Linked DNA regions of Mus musculus: region 2 is linked to region 1. The links are chromatin loops, found by intact Hi-C in ENCODE. Cell type or tissue: left cerebral cortex. All regions are shown on one strand.

Region 1 (8,000 bases):
ACCTAAGAACTCGTACTCCCCACACTCTTACCTCAGGCATCGCCAAGGGACCCTACTAACTTTGTGGCTAAGAGAGCCTTGCTAGAGGCAGTCTGGTTGTTGTAGTTTTGATGGCTGTTTCTTCTTTGGGATGGAGGGATATGAAGGGCTCTACAGCTGCAGTCAGGTAAGGAGTGTTACTCAATGCCTGTGCCTCCCTTCTGCCCTTAGGAGGAATTTGGCTATAATGCAGAGACACAAAAGCTGCTGTGCAAGAATGGGGAGACGCTGCTAGGGGCTGTGAACTTCTTTGTCTCTAGCATCAACACACTGGTCACCAAGACCATGGAAGACACACTCATGACTGTCAAACAGTATGAGGCTGCCAGGTGTGGGCCCACGGTTTGGGAAGTTGGCTGGCATGGGTGAAAATGCAAACATTAGGGGCATACAGATTCAGAAAGGAAAGGAAATATGAGTGTGGATGAAGAGGTGGAGACCAGCCTTTATCACCCCCTTCCCAGGCTGGAATATGATGCCTACCGGACAGACTTAGAAGAGCTGAGCCTAGGGCCCCGGGATGCAGGGACTCGTGGTCGACTTGAGAGTGCCCAGGCCACTTTCCAGACCCATCGGGACAAATATGAGAAGCTGCGGGGAGATGTGGCCATCAAGCTGAAGTTCCTGGAAGAAAACAAGGTGCTGCCCTACTCCCTTGGTCCTAAGTCACCTAAGTCCTAAGACACAGTACCTATCCCTTCAGACCCTTCTGATTGTTGGGTGCGGAGCTGCCCCTGGCTAGGGAGTGGGTTGTTCCCCTAGCCCCTTGAAACCTGAGCACTTTCAGTTCACCCTCCTCATCACTGGCTTCTAGTCCCAGTAGCATAACTGAAAAAAACATTGCCCCTTGGCTGGGGTTCCAGAACCCTAAACCCAGCAGATTAAGTCAGGTTTCTTTCTTCATATTGCCCCTTCTCTTTTGACTTCTTGAAAACTCCCTACCCCAAAACACTGTCAGCAGAGTCTATTTGCTCTGGACTGTGTCTGGGCTTAGGCTTGTAGCCCCTCCCTGAGGGTGCCTGAGTCTAGCCTTAGCTGACCCTGCTGGGCCCCCAGATCAAGGTGATGCACAAGCAGCTGCTGCTCTTCCACAATGCCGTGTCTGCCTACTTCGCTGGGAACCAGAAACAGCTGGAGCAGACTCTTCAGCAGTTCAACATCAAGCTGCGGCCTCCAGGAGCCGAGAAGCCTTCCTGGTTAGAGGAGCAGTGAGCAGCTCCCAGCCCAACTTGGCTATCAAGAAGGACACTGGGCGGGGCAGCCCCAGGGTGGAGGAGATTGGACATGGGATGTCCTTTGCCACTTACTTGCTGGCTTGGGCTCGTTTTTTCTGACTGGGGTCTGACACCAGTTTTGCCCACTGCTGTGGTCTGAAGAGGCCCGTAGGCCCGTAGGCCCAGAAGCTGCTGTCCTGCCCTTTATCTTCCTGGCCACTGGGCTTCATTCCCAGATCTTTTCCTTTCACTCCACAGCCAAAGGCTATGACAAAACACTCCCTGGCCAATGGCATCACTCCTCAGGCCTATCCCCAGCTCTTGGGATGTGCCCCTGACCAAAGACAGGACCTCAAAAGGTTCTGTCAGCCAATGGCAGCTCTTCTTGGGCTCCTCTGGGCCAATAGTGTTGCCTCCAGTACCCTTTGTTCCCTCCTCAATGTGTGTCCATTGCAGAGAAGGGGACTGGGACCAAAGGGGTGGGGATAATGGGGAGCTGCATTTGTGGCCCTGCATCTGAATGGGCCCTCCCCTCATCCACCCACCCAGTTGAACTGTGCTTAGAACCCCAGAAGACTGGGTTCTAGCACTAGGAATAAACCTTTCATAAAAGCAGGCCCAGTGAGGTCAATTTGTGGGGGACTAGAGGAGGGTGGATTGGTAAGAAATGCCCAGTAATCTTGCATTCAGTTCCTATGAATTCAGAAGAGCTGCAGCTAAGTTTGAGAAGCTGCCGAAGGCCTGATGCCCCTCACTTTCAGAGCCAACGCTTTATTTTTCTCTTCCCGTTAGCACCAAGGCAATCTATGTGTCTGAAGAGCATAGGGTCCAGAGGGGGTTGGGCCGGCTAACCATCATGCATTCAATCATACAGCCGATGTTTACTGAGTGCTTTTATTTGCCAGGCACTGCGTTAGGCCCTGGGGAAACATCAGTGAATAAAACGCAGTCCCTGCTCACAGTGCTTAAGGCCTAGTGGGGGATAGAGACAAGTAACCAGGCAACTACAATACAATGAGAAATGCTAGGATACAAGATGCAGTGGGAGCACCAGATAAGGGGCATCTAGCTTAGACTGAGGTAGGGATGGCGATGCCAGTTTAAAAGCTGAGATCTGAAAAGTAAGTAGCGAACAGCTGAGGAAGAAAGGCCAATGCTCATAAAGTCTGAATAAGAATTCAGTCCAGAATGAAAAATTAAGTGGGTGAGAGACAAGAGGCAGACTTGATCTTTGGAGAAATGGAACTAAGAAACCTCTTAGAGGTCTGGCAGCACGGGAGAAGCGAAGTGTAGAGAACATACTTCCTGGACTATTGGGTAGCCTAGTGACCCTTGCTTGTCACTCTAAGCATGAACCCTGCCTGAGCTCCTTCACATCCAGTGAGTAGCTACCGCAGAGATAAAGGCATTCTCACCGCACCTGCTGCAACCTGCACTGCTCTTGTTGAAGTCAAACCTTAATTGTATAAGAAATCACAAGAAAACTCCCAGCAGCACTTTAGACAGGGCTTGAGTGCGGTCAACTACAGGTCCAAAGACAACTGCAGACTTCTTCAGCATTCTGTCCCCTCTAGAGGGTGGAGAAAGGGGACCAACCCAGTCAGCAGGTTCCCACAGCACAGGGTGCACACCACTCTGACTTGACTCTTTGTCAGTGATAACTGCAATCCCCAGCCAGGCTTCTGGGGCTTTAATTAGCCTTTATGTAGTCAGCTGTCTGCCTTGATTATTAGAGGTGCTGGTTCTCTTATTAGCCCCCTACTTTATGGGCCACTGAGGATTTTTGTTGTAAGGGCATTGAATCTTCAAATGGTTGGAGACAGAACCTGAAAGCAGAGCCCAAACATGGCTCCACCATTTTCTAGCTGATTAGGATTAATGCCTGGGGAACATAAGCTCGCTCCGCTCCTTCCGTTGTAAAGCTGCTAATAAAAGCAGCTACCGATTACGGTTATGCGTATTAAATGAGATAATGTATGTAAAGTGATTAGCTCTGTCTGGCACGTAATAAACACTCAGTCCCTGTTAATGTACAGTTTTTATTGTATTGTACCTAGGCTGTTTTTCCATAATGCAATGATTCTGAGAATTGCTCTGGGTCTTTGGTGTAAGGAAGGAGTCGCGCTGGATGGTCTAAACCAAATTTCCTCAGGCGGCACCTGAGGAACCTAAAACCGAAAAGAAGTCTCCCACTTGGCCTGCAAACCCCTTCTCCTAGAGTTCTGGGTTGAGGTACAGGTGGTCCCCCTCCCTCTTGCTCAGTGGAAACCAAACTAGCAGATTTCACAGGAGCCTCCGGGAAAGCCCAGGAAGGAGCGACCAGAAGCAGCAGGAACGGACTCTCGGAGTACTAAAGCTGGTTCTAGCTGCTTTTACTTGAAGGCATCAAGTGCCACTATCAGACCTCAGCTACTCACCCTCGCCCTTAGGCCTCGTGAGCCAGAGGCAGCAGGCGAGGATCCCGGATCTAGGATCTAGGATCCGGGATCCGCTTGCCAGCTCCAAACCGCACCGCAGAGGGAGAGCCAAGAGCCGCAAGGGCGGAGGGGCTGGCGGGCGTGGTCTGAGAGGTGGGGGCGTGGTTGGGGCGGGCCTTCGGCTCCGGAGTCGCCCCCTCCCCCGACCGGTCCGCAGCCCCGCCCCGGCCCCTCCCTCCGGCCTGTGCGACGGGTCCAGCGGCAGCGGCGCCGGCGCGGGGACAGACGGAGGCGCGGGACGTGGGGCGGCGCCGCGGGCAGGGCCGGGCGGACGGGCGCTGGCAGCGGGGGCAGCGCTGCGGGCCGCTCCGAGTGGCTGCAGTCCGGGCCTTGCCCTCCCATCCTGCTCCCACGCCGTGAGTGCGCCGCGCGGGCCCCAAGGGTGCGTCTGGTCCACCTGTGTATCGGGGTGCGGGTCCTGGTGCTAGCGGCGGTGTGTGGGTCCGAGCGTCTTTGGGTGGGGGCGCGGATGCTTTTCAAAAGCTGTTCCTGTCTCTGTCCACGTGAGGCGTGTCCGTGTCTGTGAGAGCAGCGGGGGATTCTTTGGGCTGTGGCTGCTCACGTGAGGTCCGTGTTTGCGGGCTGTGTGGTGGGGGGAGGCGCGGGTGGATGGGTGATGGTTCATTTTAGGAGCGCGGGTTTTGGGAGTCTCTGTGTTGGCGGAGGGTACCGAAAGCTGCGGCCGATGGTGTTGGGGGTGGGTGGGTGGGGTTGCTGATTGGCACTCTGGAATCTTGTGGCCCCGCTCGTCCAAAGGGTTCCTTTCTCCTGAGTGCAGACTCCTCCACCCCTGCTCCCTTCTCCGTCCTCCTTAGGCACCAAGAAGCCCACCAGCCAGGATGGAGGACATCCTTCCTCCACTGCGGGCACTGCTTGCTGGACAGGAAGCTTCCTGCAGAGGCTGTGTCTTGTAGGAAAGGACCCCTCTAGTTCTCCCTTAGCCTGGGCCCTGACTGGAGGACTCCTGTCCCCTCCCTGGTTTCCACCTCCTTCCCCCTGCACTTGGTTTCAGAACCTGGGCCACAAATCTGCAGGGACAGATGGTTGCAGGTTGGAAGGGCAGGCTGCACCCCAGGGAGGTCATTCTGACTTCAAAAAAAAAAAAAAAAAAAAAAAAAAAGGCAGGCCCTGTGCATGTTCCTGGTGTGGGAGTCCTATGCGGACCGCTAAAACCCAGGACTTGCTCCAGAGGGAAGATCTGAGATTCCAGGGTGGATGCAGTGATTATCCAGGTCTCCAGACATACTGTGCAGCGTATCAGTGCCTATCTCCTAGGCAGGGGTCTGGTTTGCTGCAGAATGGGAATGTGAGCGGCAGGCCTGACAGGTGCCCTGCCTCTCTCGGCTTGGATGCCTCCAGTGATATTACCTCTTAACTGCTTAGACTGTGGGAAGCTACCTTGTGTTATAGAGGTCTCTCTCCTTGGAATTTTGTTCCTTTGTCTTGTCTCTGCTTTTGATTTTGCTTCTCTTTGCTGAGAGGAACCTGCAGAGTTTAAACATAACTCTTCTGTCACCAGCATCTATTGAGTACTTTCTATATGGTAGTTACCAGCTCAACTGCTTAGGGGACAGTGGCATTTCTGCTCATGGAACTTGAGAAAAAAAAGAACCATAGGTGGGATAGTATCGCCTTTGTTCAGAAGATATGTGATTGCTATAGAGGAGAGTCCTGAGAGTGAATGCCAAGGTGACAATCTCAGAAAACATTTATTTTGGAAAGCAAGAGGAGGGGTCGCCTGTGAGCACTCTCTAACATGCCTAACCATGTGATGGAAGTTAGCAGTCAAATCATCAAAGTAGTTTGTATTAGGATCTAGTCATGGCACATTGCAGTCTGAAGGAGCCTTGATTTTTGAAAACAAGACCATCCTCTTCCTCCCATTTTACAAATATGGGTATGGGGTAAAAAGTTGCTTAGATATTATCTTGTGTGGTAGAGTTAGTGACAGGACTAGATCCTAAATTTCATGGCTTAAAGAAATACGTTTTGAATTAAAATGGAATTACATCACTTTGCCTCCCCCCTTCCCTCCCTCCAGCCTCTCCCAGTTATGCTCCTACTAACCCTTCCCATGCTCACCTTTAAGTTGATGGCCTCGTTTTCTTTGATTATTATTGTCAATATGTGTGTGTGTGAATGCATGCACAAGTGTAGAGTCATGGAGACCCCAGCCCTAATGGATACATCTCTTGACTTTTTAAACTTGAGCAAATTGTTTGCATCAAGGTTACATCAACCTTGTATGCGGAGGTGAGAGAAAAGTCCAAGTTGAGATGACTTGGGTTCTGGCTGATGAGGCCCGGGGATGGCTGCATCTTTTATAGAGAGGAGAGGCAGAGCAGGAGGAGAAGGTCAGGAGGAAGGGAGTTTAGTTTGGAACTATTCCTGTTCATCATCCAGGCTAAGATGTCTTGAAGGGCAATTAGATGTATATGTCTTGAGTTCAAAGGAGCCTTTCAGCATAAGGCTTTGGAGCTTGTTAGAATGGAGTAAGAATTAAGACTGTGGCAAATAATGAGATTACCCAGGCAGAGTATGTAAACAGAGAAGAGACCCTGAAACAAAACCCTATGAACTAAACATGTAAGAAATGGGCAGTGTGGGGGCGGGGGCACGAGTGAGGGACTTAGATCGTGAAACCATGGAACTCAGTCTGTTTGCAAATGTTTCATATTTCTGTTCTTTCATGAAGTTTTCCCAAGGTACCTATCAAACTCAGGATCCAGTTCAAACATCTCTTCCTTGTTTTCATTCTCCACCAAGTTAGAATCATCCTGCTATAGCATTTTGAACATGTCAGTCTCATGGTCCTTATCACCTTGTCATTATGTATGTGCGTGTCAGTGTCCCACAGGTAACAAAGTAGGGAGCCACTTGATCCAACTTTGTGTGTCTGGTTCCTAGATGAAGGGCTTGCTGTAGAGTGTGTCCAGGGACATTTCTTGTACCTACTCTGTCAGGCATTAGTGGGGAGGATTAGTAATATGAATTTCATCACTTCCCTCCTCTGGGAAGGGAAGGGTTGCTCAGGACCTAGGGCTTTCCCCCATCCATTGTTTCTTCTCCTTTGGAGAAAGCCCAAAGGCTACAACCTACAGACATTTGTTATTTTTCTGAGCCTCAAATGATCAAATATACCTGGAGGCTGGTGAGTAGGAGTGTATCTTTTTAGTAGGTGAGCCTTGCTGACTCCCTACACCCATACACACCTCAACAAAATACCTGTGGCCACCTCCAGATCACAGCTGTGTAAATCTTGCACAGTGAAAATGTGTGACTGGAGGAGAACATGGGGGGTGGGGGGCTTGGATGCTTGAGAATCTGGAAAAACTGAAGAGCTTTGAAGCAGATCCCTCCCCTCCTCATCCCCCCCATGTCCAGCATCTCCCCCCCCCCGCCCCCATGTCCAGCATCTCTCCCCCCCCCCCCCGCCCCCATGTCCAGCATCTCATTCATTCAGCACTAGCTGTCTTAATCTGTTCAAAATCCACTTAACTCTGAGTCCGACTTCTCCAGATCCCAGAAACTACACTTCTTGAGGCTAGAGCGGTTTCTCTGTGGTCTTTAAATCGCAGATTCTCTTCTATTTCACAGTGACAATCACTGCCTTGATAGTAAAGCTCTCTTCTCCCTTGGCCTCTAGATATCTTTGCTTCCTCTCTGCCATTCCTGCCATTCCTGTCTCTGATACCTTCTCAACCTTCTCTGCAGACTTGGCGTTCTGTGCCTTTATCTTAAATGTTGCTGCTCCCTGGGGCTGAGTTGCAGGCTCTACCCTGGTGTCATCCACTTCACTGTGGCTTCAGAAATATTTCTCTACCGAAGGCATCTAGATCCATGTCTTCTCTTTCCAATACTTGGGGGTTGCCTTTCTAACCAACAGCTGGGCTGTTTCACTTCTGCTGTGTGCTGTGGGCACCGTGGAGTCATTGCGGTCCACAATGGACTTGTTATCTAAACTCTTCCAGTTTCTAAGCTAGAAACTAGTAACTCTTTCTAATCCCTTCTCCTACCCTGTCTCTTCATATGAAACCAACCAGTTACCAGGTTCTGCCTATGAAAATTATTTTGGTCTACCCTAGCAACCAATCACTCTCCTCAGGCTGGTTTCTTAAACTTCCACTCTTGACCTGTGTATTTCCACACACAATCAAAAATCTATTTTTGTCATTCTGGGCTTAACCCCCACCCACCAACTACCACCAAACTTTTCCTTTGCACTTTGGATAAAGCCTTAATCCCCTAACAGGGAAGGGGGTAAAGTCCT
Region 2 (8,000 bases), 66 kb after region 1:
GGGGCTCACTGGCCAAACAGGGGCTTGGTTGCTTAGTGGCTCCTGAAGTCATCGCTGATAGCTATGTTCTGGTCCTTTGAGGTGGGAGGGTAGCAGAACAGAAGAACTAAGGGTGTGCTGGGTATGGCCAGTGATCTCAGGGAGGCCATGGGAGGGGTGAGAGGAGACTCAGCAAAGTAGTCCTGGTGGATTCTAGGAGTTGTTGGATGCAGGCGTTAGGCCAGTCCCAAGGGGAGGAATGTTCTTGTCTGTGTTGCTTCTGCCATGAGAACTGCAGGTGGTGGGTTTCTGCTCAGTAGAAATGGGGTAGGATGGAACCGAAGTTGGTTTTCTCCCCATTTTAGGATCTCCACGAAGCAGTTGTTGACTGAATGAACTGTGTGAATTAAGTGATTTTTGTGAATGAATGATGAATGAATGAACGTCATTACCTATGTTGGAGTTACACTCTGAGCAAGGCCTTGTCCTGGACGCTGAGAATGTGTAAGAAAGGCCAAAGATGTTCTTACCCTTTCGGTACTCACAGTGGGGAAACAGAAATAGACTCACAATCAGTGATGATAAGTGGGTTGGTAGAGGATCATTAGGAGGGTACCCTGCCTGAGAGAGTCTGGAGGAGAGGGTCGGTCATGAGAGTTCCCTTTGTGCTTGTCTGAAGGTGGAGTGAACCCAATCTGGGGAATTGTCAGAGGCAAGGCTGAGAGGCAGAAAGCTAGGGGCTCTTAGCAGCACATAAAACCTGTGGAGGGGTCTGGATTTTGTCCTGAAGGTAATGAGAAAGCAGTTAAGAGCATTAAGCTGGAGAGTAACCTGATTAGTTTGGCGTCTCCTAAGAATCATTCAGGCTACAGTGTGCAGCCTGTAGTGGAGACAGAAGGAAATCAGTTGAGAGGCTTCTGCCGTAATCCAGATTAAAGCATGCTGGTCGCCTGGTCTGTAGTAATGATGTGGTGCAGGGGGGAGGGGAGGAGAGAGAGAGAGCATCAGCAAAGTAGTTTGCCTGCCTAAGCCACTAAGGCATTCATGGATGAATGAAGAAAGGGCCATGGGGATATTTGGATTCACGTGAGTGCCTGCAGGAGAGTGTACGGTTGTGTTATTAGTGCGTGTGTATGGAAGCAGAGGCCCCGGGTGGGCTGTGCTTGGAGAGAGATGTGCCAAGCTCCAGAAGGGCCTCCCAGATGGTCAGGGGGGTGAGGAGCTGCCCCCTCCAGGACAGATCGGAAGGACGAAGCTTTTTGAAGCAGGAAAGCACAGGCTGACAGAAATGGCAGATGGATCAGTGTGTGTGTGTGTGTGTGTGTGTGTGTGTGTGTGTGTGTGTGCTTGACTCAGTCAGGGGAAACAGTGAACTGGCCCCCAGATTCCAGAAATGCCTGACCGACCATGAGGCAGGCTATGGAGGGCAAGGGCCCTTGGGGTTAGTGTTCCTGGAAGGTTTTAGCGGCAAAGTCCTGAGGGGATCTGGGGGAAAACACATGATTGCTGAGCCTCAGTAGAGTCAGATAGTAGAGGGTGGAGACACAGTGATGGCTGCCTAGCAGGTAGATGGGCAAAAAGAGCTCCTTTTCATTGGGTGCCTGTGGGCTTACCTCATTTGCAGGCTGAGGATGGAGAAGCTCCTTGTCGAATAACTCATGCTAGGTGGGGAAACACCTTGGCATAGGCAGACCTACTCCCAGCCCCTCTGTGCCTTTAGTACCCAGCAGCCTGGATCTTGAGACTGCCTGTCCCTCAGTGCTGCCTCTTGGACCAGTCAGGATTCCTGGTTTCCTTGGTAACGGGAAGCACGTCAGCAGTCTGGGCACTCCCAGCCATCCCGGTGCTGCGGTTGCCGAGGAGACACTGCAGCCTAGCTGGGCCCTGGCAGGTGAGGGGGGTGGTGCTGGGAAGCCTCAAATCCTCCAGCTTGCTAGGGCTTAGGCCCTCAAAGGCCACCCTTTAGTTGCAAGTGCTGGATAGTCTAGCTAGGAGAAGGATCCCCGAGGGTTTGGAAGCCACACCCTGTTTATGTTGAGTCCTATAGATTCTGCAGGGCCCCAGGTGGCTGAGCTATTCCCAAGAGGCTGAGCCTCCTGGTGTTTGTAAGACTGGCTTAACTGTGGCTTTGATGTCACCACTGGAGGGTGGGGTGGAGAGTCGGGACTGGGGAGGGAAACCTGGCTAAGGAAAGAAGAGCAGAAGAGCTGGGGTCTCATGAGCTCCTCTTCCTCACCCATCTCCATCCCCCAAGGAGGTTCCTTAGTATGGTGGTCTTGGCCCCTCCCTCGAGAACTCCAGGCGGAGGAGGATCTTGCCTGGCAGACGCTCTGCCCTGGTGAGAAGGGGGCGGGATGAGCTTTTCTCTGCAGCCCAGCAGCAGGCTGTGAGCCCAGCTGGCTAGGCTAGAGGGGATGTGAGGAGGGAGGGTGGAGGCAGGAGGGGCAGGGAGTAAGCGCCATGTTCTCCCAGGACTTCTTCCTGGCTATCATCCTGCAGGACAACAGTCCAGGTGAGGGGCACCATGGGGCCGGGTGTGATATGGGGTGGGGCTAGCAAAGAGAGCAGAAGTGGCTGGCATATAGTCCGGGGACAGGAATGGATGGAGCGCTGTAGATCTAGGAGAGGAGGGGTATATATCACAGATACGGACTCTGTGTGTGTGTGTGTGTGTGTGTGTGTGTGTGTGTCTAGTATCTGCACACCGGTAGCATAGGTTGATAATATATTGTATCTGAGTGTTTCCCCACCTGCATGTGCATGTGGTACTCACATATATGTTGGGAGGTTTTGGTAATGTTGTATGTACACACCTGTTGGTAGGACTGGCATATATATATATATATATATATATACACACACACATAGCTCTACACAAGTGTGTAACTGGTGTTGCTATGTCAACTTGTGCCTGAACTCACAAGCATATCTGTATGTGATGCCTTCCAGAATTTTCTGTGCGCTGTGCAGTTTATGGCTGCACAGGTGTATGGTGGGGCTTACATATATTGTGGGTCGTGTGCACGTGGATGTGTGGAGGAGCTGGCAGTGTGTGTATCTTTTATAGCTAGACATAGGCTATGCATGATACATGAGGTGACCTGGGTCATTCTATCTCCTCTCCTCCTCCTTCCTCTCTGCTTTCTTTTTCTCTCCATGTGGCCACAGTAGGCAGCAGCAGGGCCCAGGAGGAGACCTGAGCCATGCTCCCCACTGGTGGCTCCCAATATGGTGACTCAAGTGCCAGCTCTAGAAGCAAGCAGGAACTATAATGTCGCTTCCCCAACTCCTTCTCATTCATGGGGTCTTGGGACGGGGATGGGCCATCTGATTGCTTGTTGGGTGGGCTGACCCTCACTGAACCTCCTACCTGGCAGATTCCTTCTGGAACCCCAACGCTTTCGAGACGGATTCCGATCTACCGGCTGGATGGATGAGGGTACAGGACACCTCAGGGACCTACTACTGGCACATCCCAACAGGGACCACCCAGTGGGAACCCCCAGGCCGGGCCTCCCCCTCACAGGGGAGCAGCCCCCAAGAAGAGTCCCAGGTGAGACTCAATGGCTTGTTCCATGCCAGGGGTGGAAGGGTCTGTCTTCTAGAACAGGGCGAAACTCCCACCCTACATCTGTTCCTCCTTCAGCTCACCTGGACTGGCTTTGCTCACCAAGAAGGCTTTGAGGAAGGAGAGTTTTGGAAGGTAAATGAAGGAACCAGCTTCACTCTGGGGGTGCGGGGGTGGGAGAAGGGGCTTCATTTTGGCCTGATTCTTCAATCCCTTTTCAAAGGATGAACCCAGTGAGGAGGCCCCAATGGAGTTGGGACTGAAGGACCCCGAGGAGGCGACATTGTCCTTCCCAGCTCAGAGCCTCAGGTGAGTCAGATGCAGCAGACTACGGTTAGACTGGGTCTATGTAGAACGGGTATTGGGAGAACTCTAAAAATAGAGGTGCTGTGTCAAGTGTTCCCATCTGCCTCCAGCCCAGAACCAGTTCCCCAGGAGGAAGAGAAGCTGTCCCAACGGAATGCCAACCCAGGGATCAAGGTTTGTTCAAGACCAGCACCCATTCTGTAAGCAGTCCCTTGTGTGGAGGACAGGCCTTATGCTGTGCTTTGAGGATGTCTGTGGGCTCAGCAAAGCTCCCAAACAAGGAGTTCTTCCCAGTTTCAGGCAAGGATGTGTGTATGAGCTGAACTGTCTTCTGACAGCTTCTGTACTTAACTCAGTTGGCCCAAGGGCCTCTGAGGACTCTCAAGGCTTAGATCCACAGGCATCTCTACTGACCATGTCTTGTTTGGGGACCTTACATCTAAGTTCAGACTGTCTCACACTTTCTATGTGCCAGGTCAGGAGCTCCTCTGTCCTGTGCCCCAAGGTACCTCCAGTTCCATCTCAGATCTCTACCCCGATTGTTTTCTGTGTCTGGCAGTGTTTCGCTGTGCGCTCCCTAGGCTGGGTAGAGATGACCGAGGAGGAGCTGGCCCCAGGACGCAGCAGTGTGGCAGTCAACAATTGTATCCGCCAGCTCTCCTACCACAAAAACAATCTACATGATCCGATGGCTGGGGGCTGGGGAGAGGTGAGGGCCTGAACTGGTGTGGTGGTGGTACCCTGGGAGTGTGCAGGGAATTGTGAGATATGGAGGATTTGACCAGTCTCAGGGAGGGCTGGTGGAGACATGGGAGTGGATATTGGTTTAAGGAGCATCTCTGAGGGATGGATGTGTAACCCCAGCCTGGCATCCCGAGAAATGGTTGCTTAACAGTGATGGGGATGATAAGAGTCATGGAAGAACCTTTATTAGACTAAGGCCCAAAGGTGGATGATCTGACAGCCAAGTCAGCCCTGCTTCTCCCCAGTGGTGGCCAGTGTCCCCTGAGCTGGAGAAGGCAGAGATCTGCCACCCTCCCACTAGGGCACCACTGAGTCCCACCTCCTGGGTTTGCAGGGAAAGGATCTGCTGCTCCAGCTGGAGGACGAGACTCTAAAGTTGGTGGAGCCACAGAACCAGACGCTGCTGCATGCACAGCCCATCGTCAGCATTCGTGTGTGGGGCGTTGGGCGGGACAGTGGAAGGTGGGCATGGGAGTCTCTAGGGTGGGGGAGGCTCATCCATCTAGCAGTTAGCTCTCTTGTCTAATCTGTTCTTTGGCTCTCTTGTGCTGCCGGACCCAGAGAGAGGTATTAACATCCGTCTGCTTTGACTGTGCCTCCTCCTCCTACACCTAGACTGGATGCTGTGAAGCACCAAGGCTCCCTTTCTGTGTGCCCTGTCCCTTCCCCACCCGCTGTGCTGGGCATTGTCCCCCACCTCAGCATGCTTGCCTCTCTGTCCGCCCCAGCTCCTTAAGGCAGAACCTACAGAACACCAGGGCCAAACCCTGTAGGCTGTCATGGACAGGGAGGTTGTGGGTGGGACGGTGGCCAGGCATGGCATTTGATGGTTCTAGGAGACACTGAGGTGACCCTCCCCCAACAGGGACTTTGCCTACGTAGCTCGAGATAAGCTGACCCAGATGCTCAAGTGCCACGTGTTTCGCTGTGAGGCACCTGCCAAGAACATCGCCACCAGCCTGCATGAGATCTGCTCCAAGGCACGGCCCCCTCCACTCCCTTAACTAGCTGTCACCTTTGCTCTAGAAGGGTGTGGGTAGGGCTGCTGAGTCGGTGGGTAGTGAGGTGGGGGCTTCAGGGCCAATGTAGTTCTAACAGAGCACACTCCCCCCCCATTCCTTCCTCAGATCATGTCTGAACGGCGCAATGCTCGCTGCTTGGTCAATGGACTCTCCCTAGACCACTCTAAACTCGTGGATGTCCCTTTCCAAGGTGAGTACCGCAGCCTCACAAGGCCCAGCTCAGCTTTGCTCGTTAAGGTGAGGTGACCTGAGAAGAGGCACAGGCTCTCGGGCAGGCATGGGCACGTGGAGATAGGTGCTTTACAGTACATAAGTGGACAAGCTTAGAAAGAGGCAGGGGAGAAGTGGGGGTGAGGATTTGGCTGGGAAAATGCAGAGTTCATGCACTGGTGTTGCAAGCTAGGAGAGCAGTTGAACCTCTTTTTCTCTTCACAGTGGAATTCCCAGCACCAAAGAATGAGCTGGTGCAGAAGTTCCAAGTCTATTACCTGGGAAATGTGCCAGTTGCTAAACCTGTTGGTATGTGTCCCCTTCCCTCAGGGACCCAGCCCCCTCAGTCCCGGTGCTCTGTCCCCCACCCTGGGCTTTCTTGGGTTTATTCTCCTGGATTGTCTCATCTGTGGCATCGCCTTGCCTTTCACAATTCATTCCATCTACCTCTGTGCCAACCTTGTCCAGTGTCCTGCCTGTAGCTCCAGTGAGCATGTTTCAGTGAACATCTATCACAAGACTAGTGCTGAGCTAGGCACAGAGGGAGGCTTTCTTTCCCTATCCCTGATTCCATGGGAGAGCTTTCCTGGGTTTGGGAAGCAGGTGTTTGGGTGGCTGGAGACACCAGGCATTAGCCTGGCACTGGGTTCAATACAACCATCTTCATTGTGAGCCACGAGCATCCCGAGAAGGACTCTGTAAGCATAATTAACATAGGTTTCACTATTGTAAAAGCATAGACTTTTTAATATATTATTTTATTTGTGTGTGTGTGTGTTGTATATACGTGCACATGCATGTGCCCATGCACTTTTTGCTGGCACACACATGCACACATAGTACTAGAGACCAACTCCAAATCCTCAGATGTGTAAGTCAACTATTCTACCATGAGTTATACCTCATCACTTCTTGATAGTCCTACATGTTGCCATTACAGTAATACCTGTTTATAGTGGATGAAGCAAGAGAGCACGCTTTCACAGTACCTGACTTTTTTTTATTTATTTACTTAACAATTACCTTTGAAACCTATTGTGTCAGGTCCTGTGTTGGGCCCTGGGAAACAATGGCCACAGCCTGGCTTTCGTGGAATTTATGGGAACTTACAGTAGAATAATCAGGCCAAATCAAATAAGTGTCATAATAAATCAAGTCCTTTATAGAAAGGAAGTAGCAAGATACCGAAAAAGCTCTTCATTCAGTCTAGGACGCCAGCGAAGGCTTCCTCTGAAGCCTGGCATGGTGACAGCACTGATGATCCCTGAACTTGGGAAGCAGAAACAGGTTGGCTGCAAGTAGGTGAGCTATAAGTGAGTACCTGGCCAGCTAGGGCTACAGAAAAAAAAACCAGTTTCCTTGACCCACCCCACTCTGTAAAAACAGGAAAGAAAGAAAACATAGCCTTCCTGTGAGAGTGTCATATGAACTAAGAAATATGAATAGCAGTAGATGTGTTAGAGCTAGATGAAGATCAGCCAGACCAGGAAAGAGTGACCAGGAAAGGTCACTCTCAGCTGCATAGATGGTGTGTGAGGCTCCAGAGCAGGGGACACGGTGGCACCAGGAAAGCACTAAGAGAAGGCTTAAGACAGTGATGTGGTTTTCACACGTGGGCTTTTGAGGGAACATTTGACCATACATGTATGCTTCAGGAGTCTTCTTGAGCAGATTTGAATACAGTAAAGCTTGCTTTGGCTGTACCATGAAGAAAGATGTTGAGTGGGTGCAAGAAGATGTAGGACATGCAGGAGGAGCTTGCTTTTCAAAGTAGTCGGTAATGAGAGTGTCTTAGACAACAGCAGGCTGAAAGGAGTGTAAGTCAGTAGGCTTTGGTGACTGATTGACAGTAGGGCAAGAAGCAAAGGCATTAAGGATGACTTGAGTCATTAAGGAGCACTTGGACTGCATAGCTGAGTGCCAACGGGATAGTGGTGCCTTTCTCTAAATGTAGCAGACACTGGCGAGAGGTTAGTTTTGGTTCAGTTTTAAATATGCCAAATTCAAAGTGCCTTTGGAGAAAGGATGGGAGAGTCAAGTTGGTAGCTGGGTTCATAGGTCTTGTCCGTAGCTAAGAGCAGAAATATCTGCATGAGATAGAAGTTTGGGCATCACTAGGTTGTAGAAATAGCTGATCAAAAGTATGGAGGAGGAAGCCGGGCAGTGGTGGC

Evidence for each region. Hi-C counts contacts between places; a loop is a spot of excess contacts. Peaks named below come from ENCODE experiments on the same cell type or tissue, not always from the same donor. Only the 100,000 strongest peaks of a DNase experiment are listed, where the experiment ranks them.
Region 2: it touches region 1 in a loop (4-fold over the local background); 15 of 42 quality-filtered maps call a loop at or near these places.

The regions. Positions count from the first base shown.
Region 1 is chr7:105,629,489-105,637,488 of GRCm38, reverse strand. It overlaps Trim3 (tripartite motif-containing 3), which reads left to right and starts at 3,918. Exons shown (of 12, transcript NM_001285870.1): 1 at 3,918-4,112. It overlaps Arfip2 (ADP-ribosylation factor interacting protein 2), which reads left to right. Exons shown (of 8, transcript NM_029802.4): 6 at 211-368; 7 at 504-678; 8 at 1,096-3,288. The coding sequence ends at 1,251. In left cerebral cortex, no CTCF peak of the experiment used is centred here; DNase peaks (open chromatin) are centred at 3,836, 4,187, 4,564 and 4,987; H3K4me3 peaks cover 2,801 bases; H3K27ac peaks cover 1,999 bases.
Region 2 is chr7:105,563,110-105,571,109 of GRCm38, reverse strand. It overlaps Apbb1 (amyloid beta (A4) precursor protein-binding, family B, member 1), which reads left to right. Exons shown (of 15, transcript NM_001253885.1): 3 at 3,357-3,532; 4 at 3,626-3,682; 5 at 3,771-3,856; 6 at 3,964-4,027; 7 at 4,413-4,562; 8 at 4,932-5,059; 9 at 5,159-5,164; 10 at 5,463-5,577; 11 at 5,725-5,809; 12 at 6,055-6,138. Among named protein-coding and RNA genes, the nearest start is that of Gm39063, 13 kb to the right of the region's middle. In left cerebral cortex, no CTCF peak of the experiment used is centred here; DNase peaks (open chromatin) are centred at 5,116, 5,480, 7,080, 7,561 and 4 more places; H3K4me3 peaks cover 3,627 bases; H3K27ac peaks cover 7,536 bases.